Regions from separate parts of the Homo sapiens genome. Here all the other regions are linked to region 1. Evidence: chromatin loops called from intact Hi-C (ENCODE). Cell type or tissue: mammary epithelial cell. All regions are shown on one strand.

Region 1 (5,000 bases):
CTCCTTCAGCGTCCAGGAGGAGCTGGATTTCACCCTGAAGGGCAACCTCAGCTTTGGCTGGGTCCGCCAGGTGTGTGGGTGCAACGACAGAGCCCCTGCCCCAGACTCAGGCGGGACCTGGCATGTCTGTGCCCATCTGCAAGCCAGGGCACCCCCAGAGCTCTGAGCCTCCCCCAGAGCCAGTTCAACAGGTTTCCCCCAACCCCTTTGCAGATATTGCAGAAGAAGGTGTCGGTCGTGAGTGTGGCTGAAATTACGTTCGACACATCCGTGTACTCCCAGCTTCCAGGACAGGAGGCATTTATGAGAGCTCAGGTAGAGACCATGTGGAGGGCAGCGACCAGGCTGGAAAGAGGGCCCCTAGGGCTACATCTGTGGTGCTGGGTGGGGGGTTTGCAAGCCTTGGGGGAGGAGGGCGAAGGCCTCTGGGCAGGATAGCTGTCCCTAAGGGCACGGGTGCTGCTGTGTCTCACCTCTTGGAGCAGGGCCTGGGGAAGGAGGGGAGGGAGTTAAAGGTTGGGGAGCCTGGGAGGAGTCTGGGATAGTAGGAGGATGGGAGTGCTCTGACAGGGTCACTTCCACTTCAGACGACAACGGTGCTGGAGAAGTACAAGGTCCACAACCCCACCCCCCTCATCGTAGGCAGCTCCATTGGGGGTCTGTTGCTGCTGGCACTCATCACAGCGGTACTGTACAAAGTGAGTGTTTTATGCCACTCTTGACACCACCAGCATCTGGTCCCGCTCTTTTTGCAGAGTGAGAAGGAGCTCACTTTGAAGGCAGAGGCACATTCTTACTGGGTCACTTCATATGAGAAACTGCTTCCCACCTGCAATGTCACCTGTCCCCAGTGGCCCCCTGCTTTGTGATTCCCAGGCTTCCTCTAATATTTCTCCCTTTCTTTCCTGCTCTTCTCCATCATTCTACGTGTTTCCCTTGACAGCAGATTATCATATAAAAGCACAGACCTGGGTTTGAATGTCGACATCACCACGGGTTCTTTTTGTCTTTGACCATAGGCCAGTGTCTGCTCCACTCTGGGCCTTGATTTCTCAATGTGAAGGTGATTCTACCCCAGCTCATAGAATTTTGGCTAAATCTAGGCTGGGCACGGTGGCTCATGGCTGTAATCCCAGCAGTTTGGGAGATCGAGGCAGGTGGATCACTTGAAGTCAGGAGTTAAGAGACCAGCCTGGCCTACCTGGTGAAACCCCGTCTCTACTAAAAATACAAAAATTAGTTGGGCATGGTGGAGGTTGCAGTGAGCCGAGATCACGCCACTGCACTCCAGCCTGGGCAACAGAGTGAGACTCCATCTCAAAAAGAAAATAATTTTGGCTAAATCTAGATGACATGATGCATATAAAGTTCCTAGTGCAGTGCTTTGAACCTAGCAAGGATTTCAGAAATAGTGACCCCTCTCCCTCAGTCATCTCTTTTCCTCTCTTCCACTGAATGGGCTTCCTGAGTTTCTTCTTCGTCCTCCCCCCTAGGTTGGCTTCTTCAAGCGTCAGTACAAGGAAATGATGGAGGAGGCAAATGGACAAATTGCCCCAGAAAACGGGACACAGACCCCCAGCCCGCCCAGTGAGAAATGATCCCCTCTTTGCCTTGGACTTCTTCTCCCCCGCGAGTTTTCCCCACTTACTTACCCTCACCTGTCAGGCCTGACGGGGAGGAACCACTGCACCACCGAGAGAGGCTGGGATGGGCCTGCTTCCTGTCTTTGGGAGAAAACGTCTTGCTTGGGAAGGGGCCTTTGTCTTGTCAAGGTTCCAACTGGAAACCCTTAGGACAGGGTCCCTGCTGTGTTCCCCAAAGGACTTGACTTGCAATTTCTACCTAGAAATACATGGACAATACCCCCAGGCCTCAGTCTCCCTTCTCCCATGAGGCACGAATGATCTTTCTTTCCTTTCTTTTTTTTTTTTTTTCTTTTCTTTTTTTTTTTTTTGAGACGGAGTCTCGCTCTGTCACCCAGGCTGGAGTGCAATGGCGTGATCTCGGCTCACTGCAACCTCCGCCTCCCGGGTTCAAGTAATTCTGCTGTCTCAGCCTCCTGAGTAGCTGGGACTACAGGCACACGCCACCTCGCCCGGCCCGATCTTTCTAAAATACAGTTCTGAATATGCTGCTCATCCCCACCTGTCTTCAACAGCTCCCCATTACCCTCAGGACAATGTCTGAACTCTCCAGCTTCGCGTGAGAAGTCCCCTTCCATCCCAGAGGGTGGGCTTCAGGGCGCACAGCATGAGAGGCTCTGTGCCCCCATCACCCTCGTTTCCAGTGAATTAGTGTCATGTCAGCATCAGCTCAGGGCTTCATCGTGGGGCTCTCAGTTCCGATTTCCCAGGCTGAATTGGGAGTGAGATGCCTGCATGCTGGGTTCTGCACAGCTGGCCTCCCGCGTTGGGCAACATTGCTGGCTGGAAGGGAGGAGCGCCCTCTAGGGAGGGACATGGCCCCGGTGCGGCTGCAGCTCACCCAGCCCCAGGGGCAGAAGAGACCCAACCACTTCTATTTTTTGAGGCTATGAATATAGTACCTGAAAAAATGCCAAGACATGATTATTTTTTTAAAAAGCGTACTTTAAATGTTTGTGTTAATAAATTAAAACATGCACAAAAAGATGCATCTACCGCTCTTGGGAAATATGTCAAAGGTCTAAAAATAAAAAAGCCTTCTGTGGATATGAGTCCTGAAGGATGACACCCATGGGGTCCCTTTACCACGGTGGACCCTGGCCAGCACTGAGGCCTGGGGCCAGGACAAGAAGTTAACCAGAGTAGGGTTGTGAATATCCCTCTCTTGGAAGTAACCTGACCTCTTAATCTGCTCACTCCACTCTCAGGGCTGGTGCCGATGGTAAGCTGGTGGAGCTGTCGGGTGGAGGGGGCATAGAATAGAGAAGGGACAACCTCCAGTGGCTACTTTTCCACCTGGAAAGGTCTCTGGAGTGACCAATACTCACAAGCGTTTCCTACAAGTCCTAGGATGTGTTGAAGGGCACACTGTCTGCATATAGTGAGTGATTGAAGAACATGTTGGGGTCCCACATTGAGAGCTGCTGCCCACAATAAGGTCATTCTTGCTATTATGCCACCATCCTGGCATAAAGTTCATCATGGTGCTTGGCACTGAGCTGGGGGCCTCACAGGACAAGCCATTCCTGACCTCGGAGTGACGCCACTGCAGCTATCACCAGCAAGGGACCCGGGCCGTGTGGATGTTTCAATTAGAAAAACAGAAGGGAGGCAGTTGAGTGATTTGAAGGGAAGATGGAAAGTGGCCCTTTACCTCCAGCCAAAAATGTCTGTCCTATACATCAGCAGAGGCTCCAAAATCCCTGTGGATTTTGAAGCTTTTGAGTCCCCAGGATGACTAATTATTATGCAGTTTCCTCAGAAAGGGAATCAGAAGATAAGGCTTTGTAAGAATTCAGCCCTAATGGCTGGGCACAGTGGCTCATGCCTGTAATCCCAGCACTTTGGGAGGCCGAGGCAGGAGGATTGTTTGTGCTCAGAAATTTGAGACCACCCTGGGTAATATATTGAAACCTTGTGTCTACAAAAAAATTTAAAAATTACCCAGGCATGGTGGCATGTGCTTGTAGTCCCAGCTACTTGGTAGGCTGAAGCAGGAGGATCACTTGAGCCTGGGAGGTTGAGGATACAGTGAGCTGTGATTTGGACCACCACACTCCAGCCTGGGCAACAGAGAAAGATCATGTCTCAGAAAAAAAAAAAAAAATTGACCCTAGAGTGGTGTTTCTCAAAATGTGTTCCACGAACCACTGGTGGTCAATGATGGTCTTCTAAGTGGAAGGTTTTAGAGAAAAAGAGCAAGAAACCCATACATCTCAAACATTTGAAACTAGTGATTTGCACAGAAATAGTGTTGTGGCCTTAATAATTGTGTGGCACACGGACTCCAGGGACTACAGTGGGTTCTTGTCTAAATTCAGGCAACAAGTTGTTATTTTCTATTTTATTTTATTATTATTATTTTTTGAGATAGTCTCACTTTGTCTCCCGGGCTGGAGTGTAGTGGCACGATCTCGGCTCAACGCAACCTCTGTCTCCTGGGTTCAAGTGATGCCTCTGCCTCAGCCTCCCAAGTAGCTGGGAGTACAGGGGCGTACCACCATGCCCATTTTTATTTATTTATTTTTGAGACAGAGTCTCGCTCTGTCACCCAGGCTGGAGTGCAGTGGCATGATCTTGGCTCACTGCAACCTCCGCCTCCCAGGTTCAAGTTCAAGCGATTCTCCTGCCTCAGCCTCTGGAGTAGCTGGGATTACAGGCAGGCACCACCATTTCCAGCTAATTTTTGTATTTTTAGTATAGATGGGGTTTCACCATGTTGACTAGGCTGGTCTCGAACTCCTGACCTCATGATCCGCCCTCCTCGGCCTCCGAAAGTGCTGGGATTAGAGGTATGAGCCACTGTACTTGGCCGACAAGGTGTTATTTTCTGATATTCTTCCTTTGTGTGTTATTGTGTACATTTATTACATTTGCATTTTCAGGGTTGGCTATTGTGTTGCATTAGATCCCCGAATCACAAAATGGATCAATGGCTCAAAAGCATGGAAGTTGTGATTAAAAACTAATCTAATTGCTACAATTTACAATAATGTCATCAAAGTCAATATTGACTTTTAAATATTGAGCCCAGTGCACGTATAGTATAGACATGCATACCGGAATAAGTGATTGTGAGCCAAAACCCGAAAATATCTAGAAGGTATTATACTCCCTGACAGGTAGGTTGTATTGGTTCTGACATGTATTTGTCCCTAGTGTGCTGCCCATTCTGAAACTTTATCAAACAGTCGCATGAACCTCTGAAAGCTTTTGTGTTATTTTCTTATTTATTTATTTATTGAGATGGAGTCTTGCTCTGTCGCCCAGGCTGGAGTGCAGTGGCATCATCTTGGCTCACTGCAACCTTTGCCTCCTGGGTTCAAGTGATTCTCCTGCCTCAGCCTCTTGAGTAGC
Region 2 (5,000 bases), 320 kb after region 1:
AGCTGCTTGAGTTGTGAGGTCTATGGAGGTACATGGGCTTTGGAGTCAGGCAAAGTTGATCCAGAGTCCCAGTCCAGCCACTTAGTAGCTGTAGTGCTTTGGACATGTTCCTTGACTTGGAACAGTTATATAAACCTTGCTGTAAGAAAAGGCAGAATGATACTGACTGCAAAATGGCTCTGGTGTCCATGCCCTTTGGAATATGCTTTTACAGCTGCTCCAACATAGAGGCAGAATCTGTTTCCTGACGCTTGGATCTGGGCTGGCCTTATTTGCTCTGGGCAATAGAAAGCTATCAATATGGCAATGTGACAGTTTGGGGTCTAGGGACATAAGGCCTTGAATGCTTCTGCTTTTTCTTTTAGAACCCTGCCATCTCCATGAGAACAAGCACATGTTAGCCTGCTGGAGGATGAGATCCCACTGGGGAGGAAAACCAAGGTGCCCCAGCTGACACCCAGAAGCAGAGCCACTTAGTCAACCAGCAGCTGACCACACACGCCTGAAGGAGCCCAGCTGAGACCAGAAGAATGGCCCAGTTGAGTCCAGCCTAAATGACTGACCATCCCAATCATGAGCTAATAAGGTTTAGGGTGGTTTTTAATGCAGCAATAGCTAACTGATACATACACCTGCAGTCAGGTTGCCAGGATTCAAATGACAGGTTGGTCACTACTTGTTGTTACCTGGCAAACAGAAGGCACTGTATAAGGTATTGATTTGCTTTTCCCTTTATTTAAAGTGGGGCCTCTTGTTGGATAGGGATAAATTATACAGAAATGCATGTTGACATGCTTGGTGCTTAAACTCACACAGTCCCCACACCATAGGAGGAAACAGCCCGCCATAGCCTAACCATCAGGGCCAAGGGCAAATTGCAAAATAAAAAAAATTTGCTTTTATTCCCTCCACATCCAAACTTTGGAGGTCAAGGCTGTAGACAGATCTGAAGTCAGGGGTTTCCTCCTGAAGCCTGACACTCTTCATTCACTGTCTGACCTTTGGAAGGCTGAGGGAGCCCTGCCCAGAAGCAGGTGGGCAGCAGTGGTCGACCTGTGGACACCTCCTGACTGCAGCCCTGGCTCTCTCACTGGGCACTGCCTCTCCCACCCTTGGGCATGAGGAAAGAGATGGGCAGGATGAGGGTGTTCGCTCTCGTCTGGCAGGAAAGGGGGTCCAGGCCCTCGATTTCCCTGAGGTTAGACGCGCAAGTGCCCTCAGATCTGCTCTTCAATGCGGAAGCCACTGCCCACGTGGGGCTGCTGAGCTCTTTGGATAGAGCTGGTTGGAACTGAGATGTGCTAGAAGTTTAAATACAGAGTGACTTTACAAGATTTAGTACCCCAAACTTAAGAAGCATTCTCTGGTGGTCTTCATTAATAATTTCATATTGCTCACATATTTGAGTGATAATATTTTGGATATATCGGGTTAAGGTATTACCATCAATTTTACCTGTTTTCCTTTCATGATGCCACTAGGCTACTGTAAATGACACATGCGGCTCAATTTTATTCCTATTGGACATTTCTGACTTAGAGGACTCCCTCCATTTTCAAATCTCATGCTGCCTCCACAAGGGACCAGAGGCCATGAAGGTTATGAAATCTGAAATTTTAAAAGAATCGTTATTATATAATTTTCAATTTTACATATTACCTATATTACTCATAAATTGATATAATCTTATGAGCAAAGTTAAATACCAATGTCCGGAGCAGCCCCAGGTCCCAGCACAGGGAGTCAGCCCTGCCTGAAAAGGGCTGCAGACAATCATTCATTCAGGCCTCATTCAGCCACACCTGTGATCGCATCTCCTGTCACTCGGGGGTAAGGGGGCGGGACCTGGAGCCCTATCCATTCAGCGGCGCCGTTGTCGAGCCTGTCCAATCAGGCGCGCAGCCGAAAAAGGGGGCGCACTTCCTGTGTTCTGGGCTGGCCTTTTCCTCTCCCAGGTGCGCTTCCCTGCTTGATCTGTGTACCCTGCTCTTTCTCCTTCATTCCGCAGCCTCCTTTGCCCTGTGACCTGCAGGTACTGGACGGTCCCTAGAGAGGATACCGGGACGCTCCTGAAGCCGCGAGATGGTGAGTCTGCGGGGCTGAGCTTCCCGAGACGCGGCAGGGGTCGGCTGGGAACCGGGCCTGCCCCTGGCGGCTCCGGGGTCGGGGCCCGGAGTCTCCTCGGTCACACGGTGCGGCTCGGCCGGCAGCTGGGACCCCGGGCGCCTCGTCCCGTCCCTGCGCGACGACCTTGGTCCTGCCTTGAGCCCTCTCTGGGCAGTTTCGCGCCCGCAGCCCCGTGTCTCCCCGCGTTGTGCGGTGATGACGGGAGGGGCCGTAGGGGAGAACCCCGGCTCGGGGTTCGGGCGTGGGAGGAGCTGTGGTCCGTGGGGTCCGTAGTCCTTTCTTTCTTTTGTTAAAAATTAAACTGAGGTTTGGTTAAAACGTTAAAGATTTTATCTGAGCAAATAACGACCCGTGAATCAGGAAGCCACAACCATGGATTGTGGTTTGGGGTCCACCGGAGGGGCTTGAAGGAAAGGGTTTAATAAGATGCATGAGGAAGCAAAGCCAATTCAGTAATTGATTGGCTACAATTACGTAGTCCCCTTATTTGAACTGTCCAGGCGGAAATTCCCTGATTATGTAATCAAAGGTTAATTGGTGGTTTGTGGTTGGTTAAGAGTGTTTTCTTTTCCTTTAAGTTATTTCTAAGAAATGCATGAGTTACGTTTTGGTTTTCTTAGGTAGAAACCCAGGGCACTACAGCCACTTCAGTCAAATTGCCTCCCATTTAATTATTTTAACACCCCACAGGGGGACTGATTTTCCCTGCATTTTCCAAATCTATGGCAAGGAGGGTCTCAAATCCACCACCCTGTTCCCCCAACCTAATTCTTCTAAGGCTTTCAGTAAAATTCTAAATTTTCACTTCCTTCTCCTGATTCTCAACTGCCAGCTTCCCCTCTGCAATTCACAACGTTATCAACTATTTGCTCTTTATTGTAGATTTCAAGCAGATGCAGCCTGACCATTAGGGCCAAGGCCAAATTGCAAAAAAAAAAAGAAGTTTGCCTTTATTCTACTCCATCCACATCTAAACTTTGGAGGTCAAGGCTGTGGACAGATCAGAAGACATAGTTCCCTCCTTCTGGGGCTCCACATCCTTCATTCACTGATCTCTGGGAAGGAGGATGGGTGGCAGGTAGGCAGCAATAGTCTACCTGTAGACACTTTCACCTAGGCCTTGAAGGATGAGTCAGTGTTTGCCCGACAGACTGAGATGTCAGGGGCAGCATGGAAAAGCAGAGAGGTGGGAGGGCAGGTTTCAGGTATTCTCAGTCCTCTGTGGTTTGGGGAATGTAGACCTAAGTGCAGGAGCCGGCAGGAGCTGGGGTTGCCTTTAGGCTGGTGCCTGAGAACACGGGCTTAAGAAGCTTGATTTTGGCTGGGTGTGGTGGCTCATGCCTGTGATCCCAGCACTTTGGGAGGCTGAGGCAGGCGGATCACCTGAGCTTAGGACCAGCCTGGCCAACATGGCCCCGTCTCTACTAAAAATACAAAAATTAGCTGGGCGTGGTGGCACATGCCTGTCCCACCTACTTGGGAGGCTGAGACAGGAGACTCTCTTGAACCCAGGAGGCGGAGGTTTCAGTGAGCCAAGATCACACCACTACACTCCGGCCTAGGCAACAGAGCAAGACTCCATCTCAAAAAAAAAAAGCAGCTTGGTTTTGTGAGCAGTGTGCTTCTTAGAAGGGTTCCAAGGGGCATTCTTGAAATAGGAGATGGGAAATTGAGGTTGGGTGACTAGATAAGTGGTGGGGGGCCTTCACACGCTGAGACCAGTTTGTGGAGGAAGATGAATTTCATCCCTGCAGGATGGGTCTTCCATGATACTGAAGGGAGAGCCACATGTTGATGCCCAGGACCAGCTGCCTCCTTGGTCTGAAAGGCCTGATCGAGGCCAGGATTGGCTATGAGAGCTGGGAAATGGGACCATCTTTGAAGCCATGGGAGAGGGTGAGGTGAGAATGAGGAGAGGCTGGGGGGCCCAACACTCCCAGCTCAGGACTGGAGGAAGAGGATGGAGCTGGAGAGGGAGGGACGAGGGTGTGGCATTGGTCAGGGAGGAGGAAAGGAAATGAGCAGTGGCCTGGGTGCTGGTGAGTGGACAGATGTACCTGGGCTGGAGAAGCCCCTGGGGCTTGGCCCTGAGGGTGGCCTTGGTGATGTGGGGAGAGTGGTTTGGACAGCGAGCTCAGGTGGAAGCCAGACTGTGGTGGGCTAAGGAGCAGTTGAGGAGGGAGGCACAGGATGTGAAAGGGAGAAGGTGCAGCTTGCAGGTGTGCCGAGGGTGAGCTGGGACTGTGGAGTCAAAGCTCTGGAGGGCACGCGGACACCGTTCCATATGACTTGTGTCCATCCAAGTGGGGTGAGGTGGACAGCCCTCCCTCACCAGCAAGGCCCAACCAACTCAGTGCCTTTCTTGTCACCCCCAGAGCCACCATCACTCATGTTCTTGAATGGGAACTGCCTGGAGACCCTGAAGAAGAAGGAGCCTGAAGGAGGAAGGAGGAGGCTGAGCCATCCCGGGAACATGGGCTGGATGAGGCCAAGCCAGGAGACGACACCACCAGATAGAAGTCACCATTCAGGATTTGGACTTTTCTGTGGAGATCCTGGCCCCGAGATCGAACCCTTCTCCCTGTGGGTATGATGGAGGAGGGGATCTGGGGACCAGGGCTTGAGCCTGCTGGGGAAGATGATGCTGGAAAACTCAGCCTTGCCCTGGCTCTTTCTGGCCCTGTGCTATAGGCAGGAAATGGAGGGCCCTGGGCCCTGCCCGGGGTCACTCTGCTAATGTGGTGGACCTGGGAATGGAGTCCGGGTTCAGTTACTGCCTTATTGCTAGAGGACAGCTACCAGCTGGGCCTACCAGCCCTGTTCAGGGAGAGGAGTGGGAATGGGTGGGTAGTGTCAGGTCCCAGGATGCCCCA
Region 3 (5,000 bases), 170 kb before region 1:
CTTGTCACCCAGGCTGGAGTCCAGTGGTGCGATCTCGGTTCACTGCAACCTCTGCCTCCCGGGTTCAAGCGATTCTCCTGCCTCAGCCTCCCAAGTAGCTGGGATTACAGGTACCTGCCACCACACCCGGCTGAGTTTTGTATGTTTCATAGAGACGAAGTTTAACCATGTTGGCCAGGCTGGTCTCAAACTCCTGACCTCAAGTGATCCACCCGCCTGGGCCCCCCAAAGTGCTGGGATTACAGGTGTGAGCCATTGTGCCTGGCCCTTGCCAACTTTTTAATGGGGTTGTTTTCTGCTTGTTGAAATGTTTAGTTTCTTTATATATTCTGGATAGTAGATCTTTGTTGGATGCATAGTTTGTGAATATTTTCTTCCATTCTTTTTTTTTGAGACGGAGTCTCACTCTGTACCCCAGGCTGGAGTGCAGTGGCGCGATCTCGGCTCACTGCAAGCTCCGTCTCCCGGGTTCACACCATTCTCCTGCCTCAGCCTCCTGAGTAGCTGGGATTACAGGTGCCCGCCACTGCGCCCGGCTAATTTTTTGTATTTTTAGTAGAGACGGGGTTTCACTGTGGTCTCGATCTCCTGACCTCATGATCCACCCGCCTTGGCCTCCCAAGAGTGCTGGGATTACAGGCGTGAGCCACCGCGCCTGGCCTTTCTTCCATTCTTCAGTTGTCTGTCTGTTGATAGTTGCTTTTGCTTTTGCTGTGCAGAAGCTCTTTAGTTTAATGAGGTCCCACTTAACAATTTTTGTTTTTGTTGCTTTTGAGGACTTAGTCAAGAATTCTTTACCAAGGCTGATATCCAGAATAGTATTTCTCCTGCGGTTTCTTCTATGATTTTTATGGTTTGAAGTCTTACATTTAAATCTTTAACCCATCTTGAGTTAATTTTTTTTATATGGTGAAAGGTAGGGGTCCAGTTTCATTCTCTTGCATAAGGCTAGCCAGTTATCCCAGCGCCACTTAAATGAAATTTCAGCTGAGATTTGAAAGATACACATACAGGAACCAGGGCAGAATTGAGTTCTGGGCTGCAGGCTCTGGATTCAGTTCATTCATTTGTTCAATGTCTCTCTATCATTCATTCTCCAAGCATTTAGAGAGGCCTACTTTGTCCCAGGCTTGTCCTGGGTGTACTAGAGAGACCAAAGTGGAAAAGACCCTCCCCTCAGCTCTGGAGGAAGAAAACATTTCAGGGTGGGGTGAGGTCCTGCCCTCCTGCAGGTGGGGTAATCCTGCCAGGGTGACCTTGGTCAGCCATAAACTTGGGGAATGAGTGGGTGACAGGCTGGGGAGGGGCTGCCAGCAAGGAGGAAGGAGCTGGAGAGTGTGGAGGTGGGAGTGGGGGGAGAAAGGGCAGACCCCCTTCAATTTTCTGTCTTTTCTGTGGTGTGAAAGGCCCTGGCTCCCCGCTGGCTCTGAGCTCTGACTCCAGGCAGGCCGGGGAGAGAACAGTGGATGGGCCAAGACAGGTGGCCCTGTCATGTGATGTGTGCCCAGGGACTACTCAGCCCTCACTTTTAGAACGGTTTCCGGAAGTGATGGGAGGGATTGGGCAGGGCAGCTAAATATAGTCCTGGGGCCATGGCTCAGTCTGGGAGGGTCTTCCGCTGAGCACTGTGTGCCCATCACGCGTGGTGTCCACTGCCAGCTGCCCCTGTGAGTCCCTGTCCTTGCTTGGAGCCTGCTGCTTGTCTCAGATCCTTGGACCCAGCCCTGACCCCAGTCCAGCTAAGCTCAACCCTGACCGGTCCTCCTTCGAGACTCTTTCAGCCTAAGATCTCCAACCAGACCTGTGAGTCCCGTGGGCTGGAGAGAGGGGGAGGGGAGGTCTGGGTATCTTGGTAAAGTGAGGGAGGGGAGTCTCGGAGTGGGGGCTCTGGAGAATTTGGGTCCGGGACTAAGGTCAGAGGCTGAGGCCTGGGGCTAAGGCGAGGGCAAGGACAGTGGGCTAGAATCTGGGCTTGTGTTCAGGAACTGGGGTTGACTGATAGGGCATATTTTTGGGGTTGGAGCTGAGAATTGCAGTGGAGGCTGCTTTTGGGCCTGAGACCGAGTTCCTCTTTCCCCTTGGCCGTCAGAGTCCCATCCAGTGTAGGATGTGAGGTCTTTACAGGCTGGGGCTTCTCCCTGCGGGGCGGCGGGCCCGGCCTGGGCTAGGGCTGGGCCAGGGCTGGGCCGGGAGCGCGGCGCCGCGGGGTCCCCCTAACCTACTCCTCCTCCACCCAGGCCCGCCATGTCGGCTGCGCCCGGCCTCCTGCACCAGGAGCTGTCCTGCCCGCTGTGCCTGCAGCTGTTCGACGCGCCCGTGACAGCCGAGTGCGGCCACAGTTTCTGCCGCGCCTGCCTAGGCCGCGTGGCCGGGGAGCCGGCGGCGGATGGCACCGTTCTCTGCCCCTGCTGCCAGGCCCCCACGCGGCCGCAGGCACTCAGCACCAACCTGCAGCTGGCGCGCCTGGTGGAGGGGCTGGCCCAGGTGCCGCAGGGCCACTGCGAGGAGCACCTGGACCCGCTGAGCATCTACTGCGAGCAGGACCGCGCGCTGGTGTGCGGAGTGTGCGCCTCACTCGGCTCGCACCGCGGTCATCGCCTCCTGCCTGCCGCCGAGGCCCACGCACGCCTCAAGGTGCGGGATCCGCGCGCATCGTGGTCGGAGGGGCTGTTCGGTGGCACGGGGCCGATGGGGAGGTCGCTGCAGTGATTTGGATTCTGAGTCTCTAGAGAGGCTCACGAGCTCCTGGAGTTGCGGGGGGCGGGGGCGGGGCGAAGCAGCCAGGAAAGAGGGTCTGAGGAGCTTAAGGCGGGGCTGGCAGAGGAAAGCCGCGCAGGGATGGAGCCTGGCGATAAGGGCGCTGAGCAAACGTAGGTTTCCCGGCCTTAGTCCCTAGAGGAAACTGGAGATGGGCGGGCGGAGCCCCAGGGCGGGTCTGATGGGCCGGGCGGAGCCAGGCGGAGCAGGGACTGACCAGCCCCTGCGGCCCACGCTCGCATTCCTGCACCCGGTGGGCCGTTCGGGCTGGCTCCCTGCTCGGCGCTGGCCCACTTTGGACTGGAGGCGCGGCGTTCGGGACCGAGCCAGGCGGCCGGGGCAGGGTTGTCCCCTTGTGCTCAGCGGAGGCCCACGCACCCCTGAAGCTGCGGAACTTGGGCTGGCCTGACGGTCCCCAGGCGGGGCCTCACCAGAAGGGAGACTGTAAGGGCTAGGCAGCCGGGATCTGCACTTATGTGTGCGGGCCCAGGGTGGCACCGAGAGCCCCGTCCAGGATGTTTTTCTGGGTGGAGCTGGAAGTCCCGAAAGCCTTGGGAGCCCACACGCAGTTGTGCGCGTCCCGAAGTACCCAGCAGAGACACCCAGACAGAGGCAAATAGAGACGAACGCACACTGGCTGGTGCGTGTCATCCGTGTGGCAAAAGCACACACGTATAGCTACCGGCGGGCACGTGTGCGCGCAGCCCCAGTAAAGTCTGCCATGAATATTTATTGGGCAGTGGAAGAATAAATGACAGGTGCAGGGGCTGGAGGAGGCGGGGTCTGGAGGCACGGAGGCGTCCTTGGTCCCCGAGGTGGAGACACTGCTGTTGTCTTACGCGACTGGTGCGCGCGTGGGGCTGGCTTCACAGGCGTTGCATTACTCCTTTTGCCTTGACCCGCCTCCTAGAAGGGGTAGACCACCGTCCTTTCGTTGGTATTCGAGGCCCCCAGACTTCCCAGGGACCCAGCCTCTCAGTCCTGCCTGGCCCAGTTCAGCCCAGTCCTAGCTGGTGGTCTCCTAGCTCAGGGCAGGAGCCTCCTCCCGGGACCCCTCCCATCCCAGCACACCTGTGCTTAAGACCCCAACCTCAGGGCAACCCGCTCGGATCCCCTTCCATGCTGTGGAAGCTTTGTTCTTTTGCTCTTTGCAATAAATCTTGCTGCCGCTAAAAAAAAAACAAAAAACAAACAAACAAAAAAAACCCAACCTCGCCCAACCTTGCCCGTCTTTATCTGCGAAGAAAGCACAGAACCCATGAAACGGAACAGGGCCCAGGCAGCCCAGGAGCCTGGAAGGGGGCAGTGGGGCGAGATGCAGCCCACCAGGGTTCGCGGCAGCCCAGCCCTTCGCCCCCGGGAGGGGCTGGCCGGAGGTCTGAGGGAGGACCCCAGGAGGGACCCTGAAGGAGGGGAACAGGAAGGCTCTGGGCGGGACCTGACGCGTGGGTCCTTGGCGAGGAAGCGGGGTTGGGTCCCGAGATCACGTACCAGCTCAGAGTGGCCCTCACGCAGCCCGCTGCAGCCGTGCGGCCTCCTCCAACATGCGCATGTCGCGCAGCACGGCCACGACGAGCTCGGCTGCGTAGTCCTCGTAGTAGGAGGCGACCAGCTTGTCGGTGAGGTCCACGATATCTAGCTGCCCGAGCGCGCCCCGCGGGATGCGCTCAAAGCCCTCGCGCAGCGGCACCGTCCCCAGCTTCATCTTGAACTTCTTGAGCTCCTCCGGTGTCAGGTTCTCCAGCACCTTCAGGATGGCCTCGCGCTTCGTTCCCATGGCTCAGCCCTGCGCCTCTGAGCCTCCGAGGGCCTGGAGCCATCAGGTCCTACCTTTCCTGCAGCAGGTGGAGCTGCCGCCCCCGGGGATGTCCCGGGAAGGAGACTGATCTGGCAGCTCCTATTCAACCCTGTGGCTCCTGCTGGGAGGGGACTCTGCAAACACCGCCTAGAGGGTCCCCCAGTTTCCCCTGGGAGAGTGGGGGCGCCAAATTGTTGAGGTGGGGATTGCTGTTCCCAATCTGCAGAGGAGGAAACAGGTTGCAAGTCATTGAGGCAGGAATGGAACTGATTCCATGGTCAGGCACCTCCCAGCAAAGAAGTGGCTTTGTAGCCTGGCATGGTTGCTCATGCTTGTAGTGCCAGCTACTCGGGAGGCTGAAGCAAAAGGATTGCTTGAGCCTAGGAGTTCGAGTTGTGATTCTGCCACTGCACTCCAGCCTAGGCAATCCTGTCTCCAAAAAAAA

What was found. Peaks named below come from ENCODE experiments on the same cell type or tissue, not always from the same donor. Only the 100,000 strongest peaks of a DNase experiment are listed, where the experiment ranks them.
Region 2: it touches region 1 in a loop (11-fold over the local background); 3 of 110 quality-filtered maps call a loop at or near these places.
Region 3: it touches region 1 in a loop (4-fold over the local background); 15 of 110 quality-filtered maps call a loop at or near these places.

The regions. Positions count from the first base shown.
Region 1 is chr16:31,380,310-31,385,309 of GRCh38, forward strand. It overlaps ITGAX (integrin subunit alpha X), which reads left to right. Exons shown (of 30, transcript NM_000887.5): 27 at 1-70; 28 at 214-315; 29 at 588-698; 30 at 1,494-2,690. The coding sequence ends at 1,598. Among named protein-coding and RNA genes, the nearest start is that of ITGAD, 11 kb to the right of the region's middle. RefSeq lists enhancers at 1,798-2,298, 2,299-2,799. In mammary epithelial cell, a CTCF peak has its summit at 2,445; no DNase peak of the experiment used is centred here.
Region 2 is chr16:31,698,654-31,703,653 of GRCh38, forward strand. It overlaps the pseudogene CLUHP3. Among named protein-coding and RNA genes, the nearest start is that of KRABD5, 12 kb to the right of the region's middle. RefSeq lists silencers at 1,764-1,903, 2,164-2,313. In mammary epithelial cell, no CTCF peak of the experiment used is centred here; DNase peaks (open chromatin) are centred at 1,888 and 2,658; H3K4me3 peaks cover 1,145 bases; H3K27ac peaks cover 1,376 bases.
Region 3 is chr16:31,212,495-31,217,494 of GRCh38, forward strand. It overlaps TRIM72 (tripartite motif containing 72), which reads left to right and starts at 1,625. Exons shown (of 7, transcript NM_001008274.4): 1 at 1,625-1,803; 2 at 2,238-2,634. The coding sequence starts at 2,245. PYDC1 (pyrin domain containing 1) reads right to left here and starts at 4,641. Exons shown (of 2, transcript NM_152901.4): 1 at 4,249-4,641; 2 at 3,468-3,663. The coding sequence starts at 4,534. The coding sequence ends at 4,265. RefSeq lists enhancers at 1,116-2,031, 2,032-2,946, 3,862-4,776. In mammary epithelial cell, no CTCF peak of the experiment used is centred here; a DNase peak (open chromatin) is centred at 2,927; H3K4me3 peaks cover 917 bases; H3K27me3 peaks cover 767 bases.